2 separate regions of the Homo sapiens genome follow, and region 1 is linked to region 2. A link is an interaction called in ENCODE POLR2A ChIA-PET data of the cell type or tissue named here. Cell type or tissue: Panc1. All regions are shown on one strand. Links, peaks and the distances in the headings refer to the core of each region. The heading gives the core; the rest is flanking DNA.

What was found. Peaks named below come from ENCODE experiments on the same cell type or tissue, not always from the same donor. Only the 100,000 strongest peaks of a DNase experiment are listed, where the experiment ranks them.
Region 1: POLR2A ChIA-PET joins it to region 2 with 6 read pairs; 2 of 35 experiments call an interaction of 5 or more read pairs at or near these places.

Annotation. Positions count from the first base shown.
Region 1 is chr7:78,250,518-78,254,918 of GRCh38, reverse strand. All of the region lies in intron 10 of MAGI2 (membrane associated guanylate kinase, WW and PDZ domain containing 2), which reads left to right. Among named protein-coding and RNA genes, the nearest start is that of DDX3ILA1, 260 kb to the right of the region's middle. In Panc1, for the core only: no CTCF peak of the experiment used is centred there; no DNase peak of the experiment used is centred there.
Region 2 is chr7:78,739,176-78,743,576 of GRCh38, reverse strand. The region is part of intron 2 of MAGI2 (membrane associated guanylate kinase, WW and PDZ domain containing 2); the gene reads left to right. Among named protein-coding and RNA genes, the nearest start is that of MAGI2-AS2, 270 kb to the left of the region's middle. In Panc1, for the core only: no CTCF peak of the experiment used is centred there; a DNase peak (open chromatin) is centred at 2,497.

The sequences.
Region 1 (4,401 bases), core at 220-4,219, 490 kb after region 2:
TAGCCCAACATCTGCTCACTAAATGTCTGGCGAGTGTAAACATCGAAGCTTCAGCATGGGTGGGTCAGAAGGAACAGGACAATGAGGAACTCATGCATGAAGGACACACGTGTGACAAACATGTGGTTGCCTATTCAAAGCACTCAAAACAGCCTGAAACTCTCAGTTTGAAATGCAAGTGAAGGCTGTCAAAGCTGAAAGAAAGAAGCACCTTTTATGATTTATTTGGCCCTGTCTGCAGGTGTTTTTCCTTCAAGGAAGTATCACATTGTTGATTCCTTGTTTGGAAACGGACAGCAAACACCAGGCATTTGTGAGCAGCACTCTACAAAGTCTTAGGTTCCCGGTACTAAAAGGGAAATTCATATGATAGCCAAACAATCTTAAATTTGACCTTCTCAAGGCATTGTTACAAAATAGCACTTGAATTCTCATAATTAAATGTTGGCAAGGTATTTTAATTTCTTGCATTGCTTAAGATTAAAATAAACATTGCTAATTAAATAGCCATATCTTCATAGTGTCCAAATGAAAATCAAATATTTGGACCAAGTTCTTGATATTAAATGGTATCACAAACTCACTGTGCAGTATCCACTGTATGATTCATAGAAACAAATTTGGATGCATTTTTTATATACAGCTTCTTCTAAAAGCATGACATAGCAGAAAAAAGGTACTTTGAAATCCCTAATTTACATTATGGTAATTTGTACTTTTCTGAAAATATTCGTTGTGTGCCTGCTATCAGCTTGGCTACCCCATTCTCACTTTTCCTTTGCCCCCCATTTACTCCACAAGTAATCAAAGTGGTCTTTGCATTTGGTTTGTGTTTGGGGATGAGGGAATTGGTTTTTGTTTTTTGCCTAGCATAGCAAAATGCAGAATGCTGTGATGCTTAAAGTACTTCTAGTCGAAAACCTCTTGAGTTTACCCTAATTCCCACAATTTATACTCATCTCTCTGAAATTAATAGGAACTAGCACCATGCTTATGTGGTGAAATTCACTTTATCTTATTATGGGCTACCAGAAGTGCCTATGACCTCTTTGAGATAAGCAGACTCAAGAGCTGAGTCGCAGGCCTGGGTCCTTATATCAGGACCATGGGTGGTCGGCTGTTTTTAATTATTTACTAGAGTTTTTAATTTATAAAGTAATAATGTACATGGTTTAACTTTTTTAAAGCAAATAATGTCAACAAGTATAAAATGAAAGTAATTGTCTGTCCTATCCCAGACTTTCAGTCCTTTCTCCCAGAAGCAAATATATTGTTTGTATGTATAGTCACAGAAAGTTTATGGTCTACTAGCACGTGTATGAATATATATAGTATGTTTAATATAGATGGGATAAGTGTGTGCTACTTTAAAATACCTAGGTTATTTGGTGTTTTACATACACCATGTGATATAATTTACATACCACAACACTCACCAATGTAAGTGTATGCTCAGTAAGTTGCTAAAATGATATAGTTGTGCAACAATCATCATAATCCTTAGAACATCCATCATCCCGAATTCTCCCAAACCCCAGGTAACCACTAATATGCTTTCTGAATCGTTTTGTCTTTCTATAATTTTTTCATAAATGGAATCATACAGTATATAATATTTTACTTAGCTTAATGCTGGTGAGAGTTACCTATGTCGGTGAGGTTTAAGTGTTTGTTTCTTTTATGGCTGCATAGTATTCCATTGTACAGATACACTCCATTTTCCTGTCCATTCATTAGTGTATGGACATTTGAGTTGTTTTCAGTTTTTGACATTTATGAATCATGTTGTTATGAACATTTGGATACACATGTTTGTGTTGCTTATGTTTTCATTTTTCTTGGGTAGATACCTAGGAGTAGTATTGCTCAGCTGTAAGAAGAATATATATTTAAATTGTTAAGAAGTAGAATGTTTTCTAAAATGGCTGTTGTACAAGGTTTCCAATAGCTGCCCATTGTTTTTTTTTTTTTTTTTTTGGAGACAGAGTCTCACTCTGTTGCCCAGGCTGGAGTGCAGTGGCACGATCTTGGCTCACTGCAACCTCCACCTCCTGGGTTCAAGCAATTCTCCTGCCTCAGCCTCCTGAGTAGCTGGGATTACAGGCACGTGCCACCACATCTGGCTAATTTTTTATATTTTTGGTAGAGACAGGGTTTCACTGTGTTAGCCAGGATGGTCTCAGTATCCTGACCTCGTGATCCACCCACCTCAGCCTCCCGAAGTGCTGGGATTACGGGCGTGAGCCACCGTGCCTGGCCCAAGTTTTTTTTTTTCTTATATGGATCATTCTTTTGGTGTTATATCTAAGAAATCTTTGCCTGACCTGAGATTTCTTGTGTTTTCTTCTAAAAATTGTATACCTTTAGCTCTTTTATTTAGGTCTGTAAACATGTCAAGATAATTTTTGTGTATACTGTGAATTAAGGGCCTAACTTCATTTTTTTTTTTTTTGCTTATGTACATCCAATCATTCTAGCACCATTTGTTGAAAAAGCTAATTTTTTATTGAATTCCCTTGACACTTTTGTCAAAAATGAATTAGCATAAATGTGGAGGTTTATTTCTAGATGCCCTATTCTGTTCCATTGATCTGTTTGTCTATTCTTGTGCTACTACCACACCCTCTAGGTTACTTTAGCTTTCTATTAAGTCTTGAAACCAGAGAGTGTTAGTCCTCCAACTTTTTCTGCTTTTTCAAAATAATGTGGCTATTCTAGGTCCTTTGCATTTCCATAGACATTCTAGGATTGCATTGTTCCTTTTTTTTTTTTTTTTTTTAATAGACAGGGTCTCACTCTGTTGCATAAGCTACAGTACAGTGGTGCAATCATAGCTCACTGCAGCCTCAAACTCCTGGGCTCAAGTGATCCTTCACCTCAGCTTCTCCAGTAGGTAGGACTACAGGCACATGCCACTGTACCTGGCTTTTTAAATTTTCTTTTAGTGATGAAGCCTCACTGTGTTTCCCAGGGGTGTCTAGAGCTCCTGGGCTCACGCAATCCTCCTGCCTCTACCCGCCAAAGTTGGGATTACAGGAATGAGTCACTGTGCCTGGCCTAGGATTGCCTTTTTAATTATTTTGTTACATAAAAGGCCTGCTGAGATTTGGGTGTTTCATTGCATCTATAGAGCTATTTGTGGAAAATTGCCAACATTGAACCTTTTAATTCATAAAGATAGTATATCTCTTCACTTATTTGGATCTTTAATTTCTCTCAGAAACAGTTTGTAGTTTTCAATGTACAGATCTTGTACTTTTGTTCAATTTATTTCTAGCTATTTTATTCTTGTTGATGTTATTGTCAATGGAATTGTTTTATGTCTTTTCAGGTTGTTTATTGCTAATATATAGAAATGCATTTGTTTTTCATTTTTTATTTCGTACACTGCAATTTTATTAAACTGACTCTTTAAGTCTGGAGGCTTTTTGTAGACTCCATAATATATTCTATGTAGTTATTATACCATCTGGTAATAAAGACAGTTTTACTTCTTCCTTTCCAATTTGTATGCCTTTGACTTCTTTTCCTTGCCTTATTACACTAGCTTGAACTTCCCAGAATAATATTGAGTGCAAGAGAGGTGAGCAGACATCCCTACCTTGTTACCAGTTTTAGAAACTGTTAGTCTTGCATCATTACATCTGATTTTAGGACAGGATTTTTATATGCCCTTTATCAGGTTGAGAAAGTTGTCTTCTATTCTTGGTTTGCTGGAAATTTAAATAATCAATAGGTCTTGGTTTTTATCAAATGTTTTTGCTGCAGCTATTGGGATGATCTGGTAGTTTTTGTCCTTTATTAATAATGGTATATTACATAACACGATTTTTAGTTATTGAACTAATTTAATGTTCCTGGGATAACAACCCTACTTGATCATGGTATATAACTCTTTTTGTATGTTGCTGAATTTTGTTTGCTCATATTTTGTTAAAGATTTTTTAATCTGTTTGGGGGAAGATTTTTCTGTTGTTTTCTTTTCATGTGATATATTTCTCTGGCTTTGGTGTCAGGATAATAGTGGCTTCATAAAATGAGTAGGAAAGTGTTCCCTCTCCTCTAACTTCTGAAACAGTTTGTGTAGGATTGATATTATTTCTTCCTTAAAAGTCTGATAGAATTCACCAGTGAAGTCATCTAGTCTGAGCTTTTATTTGTAGGAAGGTTTTTAGTTATTAATTCCATTTCTTTTCTTGATTTAATGTTTTCTTCTTAAATCAGTTTTGGTAATTTATGTATTTCTAGAAATTTTTATAATTCATCTAAGTTGTTGAATTAGCATAAAGTTTTTAATAAAATTTTATGTAATTCCTTTTTAAGAACTAACTTTTGAAATTGCTGATTTTCTGTTTTCCGTTTCAACATTTTACACACTGGTAGTTAATAGTTTTTTCTCTC
Region 2 (4,401 bases), core at 155-4,154:
ACAGTCCAGTAGAAGAAATGGGCATGCAAAAATAAAGAATTAGATCTCATAATTGGAGTACTAGAAGTGCAAAATGTACTGCAGGCACAAAAGAAAGAACACTTAACCCTTTCTGGCTGTACCAGGGAAGATATTAAAAGGTGTGTCTTGAACAAGGAAGGTTCTTTTTTTGGTGAAATGCTTTGCATTTTTATTGTACGATTCATTGTCTCATTAGCTAAACCATTTAGCACTTGTGTAGTGCTTCACAGATTACAAAGTGCCTTCAGACACATTAAACATAAAGTACATTTTATTAAACAGTAGTTCCTTTTTAGGCATTTTGATTGCAGCTTATTGATTTTGTCTTTATAGGCACTAGACCTATATCTCTATAGGGTTCTAGTAGAGGAGGGGATGTTCTAGTTACTATTCCTGCATAACAAATCACTTCAAAACATAATGATTTAAAACAGCGATAATCATTTCATTATTTCTCATAATTTCTGTGGGTCAAGATTTTGAGAAGCACTTGGCTGGATAATTCAGACTCATGATCACTCACACAGTTGTGGTCCCACTGACTGGAGCTAGGACAAGAGAGGGCTGGAGCAGCATGGGCTGGCTGAGAATCTCTTTGTCTGCATGTTGTGTTAGGGCTTCTCCATGTGGTCTGACCACATGGGTTAGTTTGGTCAGAGGCCACCATGCTGTGGGGAAGCCCAATCAGACTACTTGCATCCTGGGTCAGGGTCCCTTACCAGCAAGGTGGAAGCTGAATCGATTTTTCTAGCCTTATTTTGGAAGTCACACTGCATCAGTTGAGTCACTATCTATTGGTCACAAGCAAGCTACAAATTTAAGAGGAAGGGAACTAGATTTAACTTCTTGATGGATGAGAGGCAAGGTTCTAGAAGAACATTTGAGATAGGGGATTTTCTTGTGGGCATCTTTGGAAAATACATCTTTACATCTTCATTCAAGCTTTGAGTAAATAAATTATTCTTCTTTTAACAAAGATGGCATGGGATCTTATCAGAAAATTATCCAAGCCAGAGGGAAATTACTAAATTTTACCTGTTTTTAAACTGAGTTTTAAAATTTCAGTACCTGCCACTTTCTAACAAAACAGATAAAAACACGATAGGATAGATAAGAAGAAATTAATTTGGCAAGGAGGAAGGATTTTCTGACATGCTTAGCCATTGACCCTTAGAAGAGGTTACCACAGGAAACAGAAGAATCAGTTTCTCTGGAGGTTAAAAACTGATGGTAGAGGAATTCTGTGAATCTCACTTGTTGTCAGTGTAGTCCCAGCTGGAGGAAAGAGAGAGATTGGTAACCTTTTTAGGCCTATTCTTCTGAATTCACAAGGTATAGAGAGATTGTCTGGGTAACCTTGGAAAGGTCTTTTGGTCAATTAAAAGGCTTGTTTTTATATTATGTATTTATTTCTTTATCATTCATTCTTTATTTTGAGCACTATGTTTCATAAAAAAAAGTTCCAATTTTCTACATGTACGGTTCTACCCAATGCAATTACCAAAAGGGCTTTCCAGATCCTGATTACTGTCCTTTGATAATAACTAGATAACTAGATGATTAATTTCTAGTTATTAATCAAAGGACAGTAATCAGGATTATTAGGATAATTATCCTTCGTGATAACTTATAATTTAAGGCATTTTTTTGGCATGACTGACAAGGCAAGTAACAGATTATCTATGGATGATAGTTTTGTGTTTATAAGTGCATTGGTATCTATATGTATAGGTCGTCATATAGAGAGGTTAAGTGGTACCAAATATTTTGCTTTACTTGCATTATTTGATTTGATTTTAAACAACTCTAGTATAGTTAGTATCCCTATTTCACAGTTGATATAAATAAGGCAGACAGAAGTTAAGTAACTTGTCCAAAGTAAAGAGGCAAAGCTAAGATTTAATCAAATTCCACTAACTCTAGAGCCTCACTGCTGAACAAGGTACTGTACTATTTATTATTAACAGTGAAATGAGTACTCAATCTTCCTTTCTAAGTTTCTACTGTATTTTCAAATAAGTCTGCAGTCTGGAATTTATAAATCAGAATCCCTCAATGTCATTAAAGTATAGGCCAGATGCTCCTTTATCTGGTATGCAAGGCCTTTTATGATCTAACCCCCCTCCCGTGTGTGTGTGTGTGTGTGTGTGTGTGTGTGTGTGTGTGTGTGTGTGTGTGTTTCAACTTTTTTCTTCTATTCCTCCAAAACAGGCCTCTCTGTTTTGTTCTAGCCAAATGGGTAGTTCTCATGCTGTTTCTTCTACCAGACACTGTCACCTCACTCTCATTACGTTCTTTCTAGTATTTAAACCTGTTTGAAAGCTGTCTCTTCTATGAAGCTTCTTAGATTACCCAACAAGAAGATATTTCATGAGAATTCCTATAGCTCTTACTTCCTGTATGACTTGTGAGAAATTTGTCAATGTTATAATTGCTGTTTATGTGTATAGAATCTCCCCAATCAAGTTAAAAACTCCCGGATGGAAAAAAAATGGCTGCATTCTTTGCTTTTTTTCTATCTTCAAATCCTGGCACAGTGTGCCACAAATCTACACTTTTTTCGATGTTGATTAAGTAGTCTAACTTCCTTGTAACCAATTTCTGTCTGAATTGGGCGGCATCATTCTCTATTTCCAAGGCCTGTTCTTGAGAATAATATTCTTCTCAGGTTTAAAATAATATTATAATAATTATGTGACTAAAAACTTTTGAGAAAATGTTGCTATTAGCATGGGGGTGCTTTCTTTGTTTGCTTTCACATATCCTTATTCAGTATACATTTTAATGACTCTAGGATGCTCATTCTGTCAGATAAAGAACATAATTAGGTATACTTTGTTTACACAATTGAGCAAAAAGAGTCTGGTCTGAATTACTTAATTGACTGGTCTCTAGTATCAGTGATGCTAAAAACTGAACTGAATTTCTGAGCATAATTCCCTAGCTGCTTGTGCTTTTTTCTAGGACTATAGATTGCACACCTAAAACTGGACAGTCATCTGACATAACTGTGCTGTTATTTAATGAGACAATCAGACAGTACAAGTACCATCGCTTCTGTATACGAAGGAAGATAATACTGCGATTAAAGATTTTGAATGTTAGTCCTAGAACTCAAAACTTGACTCACATCCCATTTCTGTTACTATTTAGCAAACAAGATTAAACTATTGTCCATTTACTGATAACCTACTTTGCTGTAAAAAAGATTTTAACAATTTTATAAATATATCAAGGTATGTACTGTAACAAGAAAACATCAATTTTAACCAAATGGCAAAGATGAGGTTAGGTGATAACAAGGATAAGGGAATAAAAGAGACCCCAGAATAAGGCCAGTAATAGAGATAGATGTCAGGTTATCATACAATATTTGTTTTTTGTTTTTTTTTTTTTAGACAGAGTCTGGCTCTGTCACCCAGGCTGGAGTGCAGTGGCGCGATCTCGGCTCACTGCAAGCTCCACCTCCCGGGTTCACGCCATTCTCCTGCCTCAGCCTCCCGAGTAGCTGGGACTACAGGCGCCCGCCACCACGCCCAGCTAATTTTTTGTATTCTTTTTAGTAGAAACGGGGTTTCACCGTGTTAGCCAGGATGGTCTTGATCTCCTGACGTCGTGATCCGCCCGCCTCGGCCTCCCAAAGTGCTGGGATTACAGGCGTGAGCCACCGCGCCTGGCCAGGTTATCATACACGCTTACTAAGAGTGGGCTGCACATTTCACTCTGCTTACCGACGTGAAGAGGGAAACCCGTTCAAGTTCATTGTCAGTTTTACTGATTTGCGGCGCCTATTAAAAACAAACCATTTGCCGAGGAGGTGTGCGCCTACGTAGAGAACTAAGAAATTGCTTTCACGAGGCTTTAAGAAGAAAACACCGTTTAAGCCCTAGGAATGATTCTGGGTAATAATTATAAGCCAATAGAAGCTTTTTCAACTAAAGAATTTTAAAGATAAATTAATACTATTTTTGTTAGAGGTAGTGATTTTGCTTTCTGTCATGTGCTCGTGTTTCCTACATGGGCAACTTATGACTTCTCTGTTGATCTATCTGGTTTCACAGTGCTAATCTTCTCCAAAACTCCAGAAAAATCTCTCATTTCAGTAGTGGCACCTCGTTCTATCACCACATTCTCAATTCTACCATTGCCTTCAGAATGGCACTTAAAACATTGGCCAGCTTGCCTTATCTTTGTTTCTAAGTTTCTATCACGCTGCCAGCTACCTACCCGCAACCCCAACTGCTCTGCATTCCTATATTCAAGTTCGGTGTTTGACGACCTTTGGCCAGAGATGTTTTTTGCCATGGATTTGGGGCTGTAGAAATGGCTAAAAGAAAGCTCTCCCCTCAACTGAAACATAGCAGCTCGACTTTTCTCTGT